Linked DNA regions of Homo sapiens: region 2 is linked to region 1. The links are chromatin contacts, found by Hi-C or POLR2A ChIA-PET in ENCODE. All regions are on one chromosome and are shown on one strand. Each heading gives the region's core, a stretch centred on a gene start or an enhancer-like site at or near the end of the contact. The rest is flanking DNA. Distances are from core to core; before and after follow the strand shown.

Region 1 (5,758 bases), core at 1,885-4,384:
ATATATATATATATTTTAATTTAAAAGGCAGTTTTTACAAGGGCAAATGCTGCTGAATTATTTAGGACGCTAAGGACTACAAAGTGTCTTTTTGAGCCTAGCACTGAGGAAGTCACTGATGGATTTAAGGAGAGCAGTTTTATTGCAGTGATACAAACAAACAAAGGGTAGGCACCCTGGGAACCAGCTGGGAACAAAAGAATGAGAGAGAGCTTTAGGTTGAGGACAGAGGTCCTTGAGTAATCTTATGCAGGGAGAAATATGACCTAAAGCATACAGAGAATTGGTCCCAGACAAGTGAAGGGCTCCCATTTCCTCTGAAATGGGAGTAGAGTATAAGTTTGAGAGTAGTGGGCAAAGAGGAAGACCAGGAAGCTGAAAGTTTTTACTTAATGGACTGTTTTTTTTTTTTCCTCTTAAAAGGACATTTATTGACCACAATAAAGGGAGATAAGTAGGAAGGTGGAAGGTTTGAAAAAGCTATTGTTGAAGACAGGAGATAGAGGCCGGCATGGTGGCTCATGCCTGTAATCCCAGCACTTTGGGAGGCCGAGGTGGGTGGATCACCTGAGGTCAGGGGTTTGAGACCAGCCTGGCCAACATGGTGAAACTCTGTCTCTACTAAAAATACAAAAATTAGCCAGGTGTGGTGGTGCACGCCTGTAATCCCAGCTACTTGGGAGGCTGAGGTCCAAGAATCTCTTGAACCTGGAGGCAGAGGCTGCAGTGAGCTGAGATTTCGCCACTGCACTCTGGCCTGGGCGACAGAGTGAGACTGCCTCAAACAAAAAACAAACAAACAAACGAAAAAAAGAGGAGCTAGACCTGACTGAGGACTCAGAAGGTGCTACAGGCTCACAAAATCTTGAGCAGCTCTACAGAATCCCCTTTATTTTAAATTTCAATTCCAGAGTCATTCTGATGGAAATGAAAAATAGTACATAATCTATGTAGGGCTACTTAGCAATATTTATCAAATTGCAAATGCATTTGTCTTTTGACCTGGCAACCTTACTTCTGGGAATGTATATAACAAATATTCCTGGCAGGTATGCAGAATGATACACATACGTAGTTATTCACTGGGGCACTATTAGTGAGCAACAGAAATGGAAACAACCCAACTAAATGCCCACAATAAAAGACAGGTTAAATAATGCATTCTGGCCAGGCATGGTGGCTTACGCCTCTAATCCCAGCACTTTGGGAGGCCGAGATGGGAAGATCAGTTGAGGCCAGAAGTTTGAGACCAGCCTGGTCATCATAGTGAGACCCCCATCTCTGTCAAATAAATAAATAGGAGAAAAAATTGTTTAAATAAAAATTAAAAACCACTGTCATATACTGCCTCATATACTGCCTCAAAAAAATATAATAACACCATCTATAAAAAAAGAATTGAGGGCCAGGCGCAGTGGCTCACTCAGGGCACAGAGCCTAGTTTTTGGTAGAGAAAAACTATTAAAAATAGTACAGCTGCACACAGTGGCTCATGCCTGTAATCCCAACACTTTAGGAGGCTGAGGTGGGATGATCGCTTGAGCCCTGGGAATTGGAGACTAGCATGGGCAACATGATGAGGCTATCTCTACAAAAAATAAACAAAATTAACCAAGCATGGTGGCATGCACCTGTAGTCCCAGCTACTTGGGAGGACGAAGTGGGAGGATGGCTTGGGCCCAGGAGGTAGAGGCTGCAGTGACCGGTGATCACATCATTGTACTCCAGCCTTGGCGACAGAGTGAGACCCCCAACTACCAAAAAAAAAAAAAAAAAGTACCCACAGGAGAGTGGGTGGGACAAATAATTCTCAATGTGTATACCATGTTATACTGTTAGGTTGAGCCATATGTAATACTTTACCTACTCAAAACAAAAAAACTTAAAAACTCTTTTAAGCTTTCCTAAATTATAGATCCTGTCTTCAGAAAAATGCACCTACCTATGGAAGCACCAGCATCCCTGTACCTTAGGTTGGGAACGTCACAACCTACATTCAAGGGTTAAATGTTGTGATGTCTGCGATTTACTATTTAAAAATTTCAGTAAAAATGAACCAACCACGTCATAACGTTAAAAACTATTAAAACCAGGCGGGGCGCAGTGGCTCATGCCTGTAATCCCAGCACTCTGAGAGGCCGAGGCGGGAGAATCACTTGAGGTCTGGAGTTCGAGGCGATAGCGAAACCCCGTCTCTTTAAAAAACAAAACAAAACACTATTAAATCTAGATAATGACAGGGTTAGGGAAGTTCGTTATATTACTCTACTTTTCTGATAATAAATTTCAACGACAAAAAGTAAACGAAAATATAAAAGCAGTATCAAAAAAGCCAAACCCGTTTCTGGGCTCCAGCATCCTTCACTTCTCATCACAGCGGATACAAACAAGGTATCCTGAGTCTCACCGTATCTGCTCCATGGCTTCCCACGTCAGGGTCCTGGGCGGGGCACCAGGCGCCTCCATTTGCCTCCGAATTTTCTGGAATCGGATTGCTTGTTTCTGTCGTTTCAGGGTGCTGGGGGAAGAGAACCAATGGCAGAAGCCATGCGTGGAAGCAGAATGGATGTTTGAAGAGCCTCAGGCTAAATCATGGAGCGCCCAGCCCTCTTCTCTTTGATCGCAAGGGCAACCGGGCCATGTTGCCGGCTTAGAGCTGCTCCGTACACCCAGAAAGCTAACACCTAGAACAATAACTGCCTGTAAGCATGCCGAACTCTCTAAACTGATGATGAAATACGTCACTAATGAAGGGACCAGTGGTCCCAGGGGAGCTGAACACCTGACGCTGCGCCCCTAACAACGGGTAAGAAGAAACAAGGGCCGCTGCGCAAGCAGCGGCAGGACACCCGGCGCCAAGGGGGCGCGGCCTGGAGCGCCGGGGCACGAGGCCCTGCTTCAAGCTGAGGGCCCGGGGAGAAGCCGGTACCTCTCCACCTCCTGCAGCTCCCGTTCCTCCGGCTCCCAGTCGGAATCGGGGTCCGGCTCCCGGCCAATAGGGCCTGGGCCCGCCACCCCCCGGGTCGCGAACCCACAGCGAGTGACGGCGGCGCAAACGCGCCCGCCCAGCAAGAGACTCAGGGTAACCGCCATGTCGACGCAAACCAGCCTTCAGCAGTCGGCTACGAAACAGCAGCGGAAGTAGCCGGGTAAGACCGGAAGTGGAAGGGGCGGGCCGGAGGCTGGGTAGTAGCAAGTTATTTCCCGCTTCACTTGGTGGGGGTAAGATCTGGGCTCACGCTGCTCAGTGGCCCACCCTTTCTGCCTGTAACTGTGGAGAGGGCTTCCCTGAAACGTGAGGGCCGAAATGAGGTACAGGACGCTCCTGGAAAACTGCATAAACTTTAATTAAAGTACGGATTCCGTTTCCAAGAGCCGTCCCTCCGCCCCAGCGGCTGCCCAGGCCTGCCTGTCTCCGCCACCTCGGTGGGCAGGGCTTCCGCTCGGCAGTCTTCTGACGGCGACAGCCCAGTGCCTTGGGCACTCGGCTTCTCTGGGAAAGGGGCTCATTGTCTCCTGGATGGCCTCCAGCCCCGGGCCGCACCTAGGGTTCAGACCCATCACCTAGCGATAAACCCAGGCTAAGGCTTGATGAGCAGAAATGAGTACATGGCTGGCCTTGGCGCCTCTTCATCTTCTAGTCTTTACCGATCCCCAATTAATCTTAGGGTATTGAGGAATTCTTGGTGTCTTTGTATTTTGCCTTATACAAATGGGGTTCCTGGGCAGGGCTTTTCAAAGTGGAACTTGGTGGCAGTCATTCATTTAGCAAAGATTTAATGCCCTTTGGAAACCTGGGGAGGTTATCCAGGAGAGGTAGAGTGCTTCCCTCCTGCTTTTACCTGAACTGATTGATGTTGAGGAGTGCTCTGGAACGCTGCAGCATGGGTGCAGACGCAGGGCAGAGGGGAACCTTGGCTGCTCTGTGTTCAGAGTTTACCATGGAGGGCAAGGTGCATTCAGTCCATGAGTCAGATGCCACTCTTTCCGGTTGCAGAAAATAGCCCTGCTTTGGGGTTAAAGTGGGTGGCACTGATCCTGCCAGGACTCGGTTTATGGCTTCTAGCCTTCTGCTGGCTTGTCCTTCTGCAGTGGAAACATGGATGTCCCTGAGTTGGTATTCACAGAAGAGATTTGTTCACCTCTTTCCCAACTGTGGCCCAATTACCAACACAGAGGAAGGGCATCTCATGCTTCCCTCCACTGTCTTTCCCACACTGTATTGTAATTGGTATGGTATGTCTTTTTGTCCATGTTCCTATTACCTCTTGAGTGCTGGGACTGTATTTCTGCCATTTCTATCACCAGGGTCTAGTGTACAGAAAGGATTAAATAGGCCTGGTGCGGTGGCTTACACCTGTAATCCTAGCACTTTGGGAGACTGATTCAGGTGGATCAGGAGTTCAAGACCAGCCTGGGCTACGTGGCAAAAACAAAATATACAAAAGTTAGCCGAGCATGGTGGTGTGTGCCTATAGTCCCAGCTACTCAGGAGGCTGAGTCAGGAGAATTACTTGAGCCCGTGAGTGGAGTTTGCAGTGAAGTGAGATCAAGCCATTGTACTTCAGCCTTGGCGACAGAGCGTGACCTTGTCTCAAAAAAAAAGGAGTAAATAAATGGGTACCCTAACTTCCCCATTCTTACACTGGTGGAAGTGCCATATTATATTTTAGGGGCATCCAAGCTCTATGCTTGCTAGTGGGATTTACATATGTCAAAATGACCAAAGCTAGTTTTGCATACTTACGGCTAGTGAGCCTGATTCTGGCACTGGAAAAATAGCACCTCCCAGCCTTCTTCATTGACAATGAACAGGAGTTGATGGCTGCCGGCTCTCCTGTCCAGTTGAAGTTCTTGGGCTGCAGATGGTACCGGGGAACATGTGGGATTGCAGCATTCATGCTTGGCAGTGCCCCTAAGATCCTGGGGATTGATTCATGGGGCAGAACTGGATGCAGGAAATGAGGAGCGCCCTGCTCTGTGGCAGCCCCTCTTAGGAGCACCAGTAGGACCAGACTCATAGATTTCAGTTCTTGACTGCCCAGCCTGTCCTAGCAAAATCTAGGCTAGAGGAGAAGAGCAGCCCCTTACCACATTTTTATGTAAGTTTGGATGGAGCGTTGGAAGAAGGAGGTAACTGAAAAAAATCTCTTCTAGGCCGCGGCCACTATTTAACCAGATACTCCTTTGGGGTTCAACAAAAACAGAAGACCCAACAGGTTTGCTACCAGCCCAGGGAATAGTGAAAGCGGCAGCTCTTTTGTTGGCCCAAATCTGTTTACTTATCTCCCATTAGAGCTGGGGCACTGGCAGTGCTAGGGAGAAAATTATACAGAAGCCACTGAGGGTGGTGGGCTTGTTATTTGTCAGTCATGAGTGTGGGGTTATTTTGGGACAGGAATATAGAGAGCAAGTTTCCTGTAAATGAGAAGGTTTGGAGCTGCAACTTGCTGGATGTCATATCTAAAACAAAGGAGCTTGGGAACAGACGCAAAAGGAATCAACAGACCCTCTCCCAAGGTCCAGCTAGCGCACTCTGCTTTCCCAGGCTCCACTGACAGATACCATCACACAAGCCTCCTTTGTTGAGACCAACACCATGTCCTGGAATGACAGCCCTTGTTCCCTTTTCCTCTGGGAGACTTCACAGGGACCCTCACCCGACTCTCATGAAGTTTTTTCTGGCCCTGGGGGCCAGGGTGCTGCAGACGGGTGAGCTGCTCTACAATACCCAGGCTTCGGATGAGAGTCTCCCTTT
Region 2 (5,758 bases), core at 2,120-4,619, 2.6 Mb before region 1:
CTCCATTAATGGAAATAATAATAATGCTAATTAACAGTCAATAGGTGATAGTATAGTTAGAATCAAGAATCCCCCATCTGTGGATAGACAGTTTTATTCTTCTCTTTCAGGGCTTGCAAATTAACTTGATAAATCATGATGTGGAGAATTATATTTATATACTTTATATATAATAATAACTATACAGACGCAGTTGGTAACAATTATTTTAAAACATATTGGAAGTATAAGCATAAATTCTAGTATCAGGGGTAGGGGTGAGCTGGTCTTATGAAATGTGACAATGAACTATCATGGTGAATAAGATTGGTTTCTGAATTGGGTAATAATATTTCTGATCAAAAGTAGATGTGTGGCCGGGCGCGGTGGCTCATGCTGTAATCCCAGCACTTTGGGAGGCTGAGGCAGGTGGATCACCTGAGGTCAGGAGTTTGAGACCAGCCTGGCCAACGTGGTGAAACCCCGACTCTACTAAAAATAGAAAAAATTAACCAGGCATGGTGGCGAGTGCCTGTAATCCCAGCTACTCAGGAGACTGAGGCAGGAGAATCGCTTGAAACCGGGAGGTGGAGGTTGCAGTGAGCCAAGATAGCACTATTGCACCCTAGCCCGGGCAACAACAGCGAAACTCCACCTCAAAGAAAAAAAAAGGAAAGAAATCAGTTTGGTACTTTCTCATAAAGTTAACCATAATCTTACTATAGTAGTTATCTTTTCCTGTATAGCAAATCGCTCCCAAATTTAGTGGCTTAAAATAGCAATAATTTTCTTCTTCTTCCTCTTTTTTTAATATCTCATGGTTTCTACAGGTCAGAATTGAGACAGTTAAGACCAACAAAGCTTACAGAGTAAAAAAAATTAAAATTAAAAAAAAAATTTTAAATAAATAAATCAAGACAGGGCACAGCAGAGGGTAGCTTGACTTTGCTGTACCATGTCTGGATCACAGCTGGAAGACTCTGAAGGCTGAGAAAAAAATCATCTGAGGCTTGTTCATTCACATGTCTAGTAGTTGATGTTGGTGTGGGCTGGGGGCTATCGTCTGGAATATCTACACATGGCTTTTCCATGAACTTCCTCACAACATGGTCCCTGGGATGAAAGGGCAAGCCTCCCAGGAGAGAAGAGGGAGGAGGGAGAACAGGATAGAAGGAGAGGGAGAGAGAGGGGGAGAGAGAGAGAGAGAGAGAGATCCTTGCCTTCAGGGGGATACAGATGTTGTAAGGGTACCCGTTTTTATACCTTTACAACATCTACAACATGGTAAGCAATGCTGTTACTTTAACAAGTGAAGTTAACACATGAATTTTTTAAAATGAGTTTGTTAACCTGTGGTTGGTTACTTTTATGTGTCAACTTGGTTAGGCCACAGTGCCCAAACATTTGGTCAAAGATTCTCCTGGATGTGTCTGTGAGGGTGTTTTTGGATGAGATTAACATTGAAATTGGTGAACATTAAGTACAGCAGATGGCCCTCCATACTGTGGGTGGGCCTCATCACATCAGTTGAAGGCCTGAATAGAACAAGAGACTCCCTCTCGCTCTCCCGGCTCCAGACAAGAAGAAATTCTGGGAATTCTGTCAGCTGACATCTTTTGGATTGAACCACAACACTGGCTCTTTTCTAGGTCTCTAGCCTACCAGCCCACACTGCAGATTTTGAACTTAGCCTCCATAAGCATGGATCGATTCCTTAAACAAAATCTCTCTCTCAGTCAGGCTCATGCCTGTAATCCCAGCACTTTGGGAGGCTGAATCGGGCAGATGGCTTGAGCTCAGGAGTTCGAGACCAGGCTGGGCAACATGGCAAAACACCATCTCTACAAAAAATTAAAAATTACCTGGGCATGGTGGCATGCACCTGTAGTCTCAGCTTCTCGTGAGACTGAGGCAGGAGGATTGCTTGAGCTAGGAGAGGTTGAGGCTGCAGGAAGCCAAGATTACGCCAGTGCACTCCAGCCTGAGTGACAGAGCAAGGACCTGTCTCAAAAAAAAAGAGAGAGAGAGAAATCTTTGTCTATAAATATGCACATCCTACTGGTTCTGTTTCTCTGGAGAGCACTATTACAGCCTGCTTTGCTAGTATCAACAAAACCACGGGCTTCTTGTCCAGAAGTTTTTGCCCCTGCTTCATAACTGCAAATGGAATTTTCATGGAAAATATTTCCTGTGTTGCTATTTTTTTTTTTTTTTTTTTTTTGTCATCCAGGCTGGAGTTCAGTGGTGCAACCTCAGCTTACTGCAACCTCCCCTCTGGGTTCAAGCGATTCTCATGCCTCAGCCTCCTGAGTAGCTGGGACTCCAGGTATGCGCCACCACGCCTGGCTGATTTTTGTATTTTTCATAGAGAGGTGTTTCACCACATTGGCCAGGCTGGTCTTGAACTGACCTCAGGTGATCTGCCTGCTTCGGCCTCCCAAAGTGCTGGGATTACAGGCATGAGCCACAGTGCCCAGCCACATTACTTCTTAATAATAGATAATGTGCCCTAATATACAGTATTTACATAAAGCCTTGCAGCAAGGTGGCAGTTTTCAGCCATTTTTTGAGGAGGATGTGAACAGGAGCCGTTACACGGCTCATCAGTCATCTGTTGCAAAGAAGCTGTGCTCAGCAGCGCAGAAGGATATCTTTCATTACTGGAAACCGTGAATCAGCTCGAGTGAAACAGGGCTCTGTCAGCTTATAACACTTAATTATGTTTTTAACTCCATAAATTAGTTCAAGTAAAGCCGTTTGAAAATAGCCAATTTCCAGTTTGAACTTACAGAAAATTAATGGCAAGAATGCAAACTTCTAATGTGTTAAGAAATTATTTGAATTTCTTAACTGTGTCTCCCACTAAAAGTTTGTGCTTTAAATTTTGTGTCAGTTCTGCATCAGAATTATTCAGTTTCCTCTTATGCAACAAACCCTAGAAAATTCTAAAGTTTCAGAATAAGAGCATTTCCTAAAGAAGAGAAAATATATTGGGGGTGGTGGGGGGGAATGGGATCAGTACGTGGCTCAAGTTTTTCACCCTTGAGGAGTTAAGAAAAACACTTCAACATAAGGACAAAAGCTCCCTTGTTTAAGCACTTCCCCAGCTGCACTTCAACTAAATATATCCTGGGCAGAGTGTTTTCATTTCTCCACCCCTCTCCTGAGCCAATCACATGGTGACAAACAGCTCGGAGGCCCCTTGGGACTAGCACTGCAGAGGTACAGGCTTGGTTACAGGGCTTCGCGTTCCTTTCCAGCACAGGCCTGCTCTGGGCCGCCCTGCCTCCCCCAGAGGCTGCAGGGAGCCCCAAGCAGGCGCATTGCGGGCTCTGCTCAGAGAGACGCCTCCACGGGTTAATTCAGCGGCCTCTGTCTGGAATTCATGCACCACCTGGGCTGACAGCATGAATGACTCATTGTTTCCCCTCTGAACAGGCTGAGGAGTGCTTCTTGGTGTCAATAACTGAGGCAAAGTAAAATTGTTTTTTCCCTTTCAACATGACCAATTTTCTAAGACTGAATATAGAACTGGAAATCTGCAGGGTGTGTTTCTTCTGCGGCAACGGTAGCCAAGGTTACTGCTTTGAGTTGGTCTGCAGGGACAGAGGATTAAAATTTACTGTCTATAAACAGAAGAAGGCCTAAAGCCAGAGCTCCTTTATTTACAGCTTGTGTCATGGTTTTATAAAATGAAGGAAACTTAATTGAAACCTCTAGTTTGTGTAAACCTGGGATCTGACTGTACACAATACCTGATTTTATTTCTAATACCCGTGATTTGTATAAATGAAGATTTTGATGATAATTTTCCCATAGCTAAGTATAAGACATGTATGCTTTGAAGTCCATATATGAATCTTCCATACCAGCATTTCCAAAGCAGTGTATTAATAATTATGCCCCACCTTCAATTTTCCTATATGGCACCCTTCTCATTTTCAGTTACTTTTAGTTTCCTTGGGAAACTGGACTGGTTGATATTCCTGGACTATGGGATCTTTTTGCCTTGCTTACGCATATCTCAGTCCAAAAGCTTGACAGCCAGAACTATACAGATATTTTACTACCTTTCTGCAAGTGTGCGTGTATAACACTCTTGTTTCTTTGAACTCTTGTTTCTTTGGCCTCTTATACTTTCCTAAACTTTAGGTGTTTTTTTAAAAAAATTCAAAAAGAGGCCGGGCGCGGTGGCTCATGCCTGTAATCTCAGCACTTTGGGAGGCCGAGGGGGTCAGGTCACGAGGTCAAGAGATGGAGACCATCCTGGCCACTATGGTGAAACCCCATCTCTACTAAAAATACAAAAATTAGCTGGGCATGGTGGTGTATGCCTGTAGTCCCAGCTACCCGGAGGCTGAGGCAGGAGAATTGCTTGAACCAGAGTTGGAGACTGCAGTGAGCCAAGATCACACCACTGCACTCCAGCCTGGCGACAGAGCAAGACTCTATCTCAGAAAAAAAAAAAAAAAAAAATTCAAAAAGAAAGATGTAGAAAAAAAAGAAATAAATGCAGAAAGGAAAGGGAAAAAGGTCTTGTGTAGATTCAGGACCTTGGTTCTAATTCAAATCTGGGAGGTTAGCATGCAACAGAGTACTTTCTTCATCCAATTAAGTAGCAGCCCTGAATAGATTCCAAGTCATTCTGACTTTGAATAGGGATGAGGACAGCTGATACTGAAGAAGAGAGAATGTTGAGGCCCATGTATAGCCTTAAAAGAGAGAGAGAATGAACTTGGGATGTGGAGATTAAATAGGGCGTTTAATAAAATGGCAGTAGATGCTTTTATTTTAATTGGTATCAATCAGCTCAAGTAACCTTTAAATTTCTGCAATAACAGGAGACTGAGTTGGCTTTGGCAGGGCTCTCTATCCCAGGAATGGAAACTCACGCAGGTTCTGAATCAGAAAGAATCAAAATAACAAAAAAAAATTTCCGTCTTTCAAATCTATGCTATAATTTAGCAAACTGAGTATCTTTCCTTGCTTGCCAGTATCTTTAAAATAAAGTCAGGTATCAAAATATTTGTATTCCCTTTTTCGAAGCTAATAAAAACCTGCAAAGATTAAGTATTTCTCCATTTTTGTAGAGAACACAATTATTACAGCGTGCTTACAAAATGACAATTCTCAAAGCTTCAATTTCTCACATCTAACAGCTAGTAAATGTGTAGTAAATGTGTAGTTCTCTGAATGAGACCCTTTTACATCATATGCAATAAATCTATTTGTCAAAGAGTCTCCTTAGCTACTGAAGATTTCATGGTCCTTGTGCCAACAGAATCAAGCACTTTGGTTGAATATCTGGAGGATTGTGACTTGAGACATGCAGGATGGACACAATCCTACTATGTGCCATACGGTTTGGTTCTTCCAACAGAGTGAAAAAACTTCTAGGCAGCTTCTAGCCTCTGAGAAACGTGCCTTAATTAGCTGAGTGTGGCGGCGTGCGCCTGTAGTCCCAGCTACTAGGGAGGCTGAGGCAGGAGAATCACTTGAACCCGGGAGGCAGAGGTTGCAGTGAGCCGAGATCACGGACTACCACTGCACACTGCACTCCAGCCTGGGTGACAGAGTGAGACTCCATCTCAAAAAAAAAAAAAAAGAAAAAAAAAGAAAGGTGCCTTATTTCCATTTCTCATCAATACAGCCAGCTTTCCCTTGGCCCCACTTAGTCTTTTCATCAAGACAAGGCTCTCAAGACTAACTTTAAGTCCTTCCTAGTGGGCGATGTGTTCCTTCTGCTTTTCTCAAGTCCAGAGTAAGGGCAATTTACATA

Evidence for each region. Hi-C counts contacts between places; a loop is a spot of excess contacts on that map. ChIA-PET counts read pairs that join two places held with the same protein, here RNA polymerase II (POLR2A). Pooled maps may share reads with other maps.
Region 2: a pooled map shows a loop between it and region 1 (2.7-fold over the local background). The contact joins the enhancer-like site here to the promoter of NGRN in region 1. A Hi-C loop is called at or near these places in 2 of 50 pooled maps. POLR2A ChIA-PET finds 5 or more read pairs at or near these places in 2 of 52 experiments (Panc1 and naive thymus-derived CD4-positive, alpha-beta T cell).

Annotation. Positions count from the first base shown.
Region 1 is chr15:90,263,048-90,268,805 of GRCh38, reverse strand. It overlaps NGRN (neugrin, neurite outgrowth associated), which reads right to left and starts at 3,134. Exons shown (of 3, transcript NM_001033088.3): 1 at 2,930-3,134; 2 at 2,408-2,518. The coding sequence starts at 3,093. TTLL13 (tubulin tyrosine ligase like 13) reads right to left here. Exons shown (of 15, transcript NM_001396017.1): 13 at 5,661-5,758; 14 at 4,748-4,859; 15 at 3,329-4,086. The coding sequence ends at 3,839. It also overlaps a transcript of CIB1 not described here. RefSeq lists enhancers at 2,180-3,150, 2,944-3,173, 3,534-3,663, 3,151-4,122.
Region 2 is chr15:92,829,427-92,835,184 of GRCh38, reverse strand. No RefSeq gene overlaps it. Among named protein-coding and RNA genes, the nearest start is that of CHASERR, 51 kb to the left of the region's middle. RefSeq lists enhancers at 2,051-2,110, 2,867-3,066, 3,447-3,496. Within about 2 kb of position 3,369, at least 41 of the 41 ENCODE cell types and tissues checked have a DNase peak (open chromatin) inside an H3K27ac peak, as active enhancers do; they include Panc1, where a contact is called at or near this core.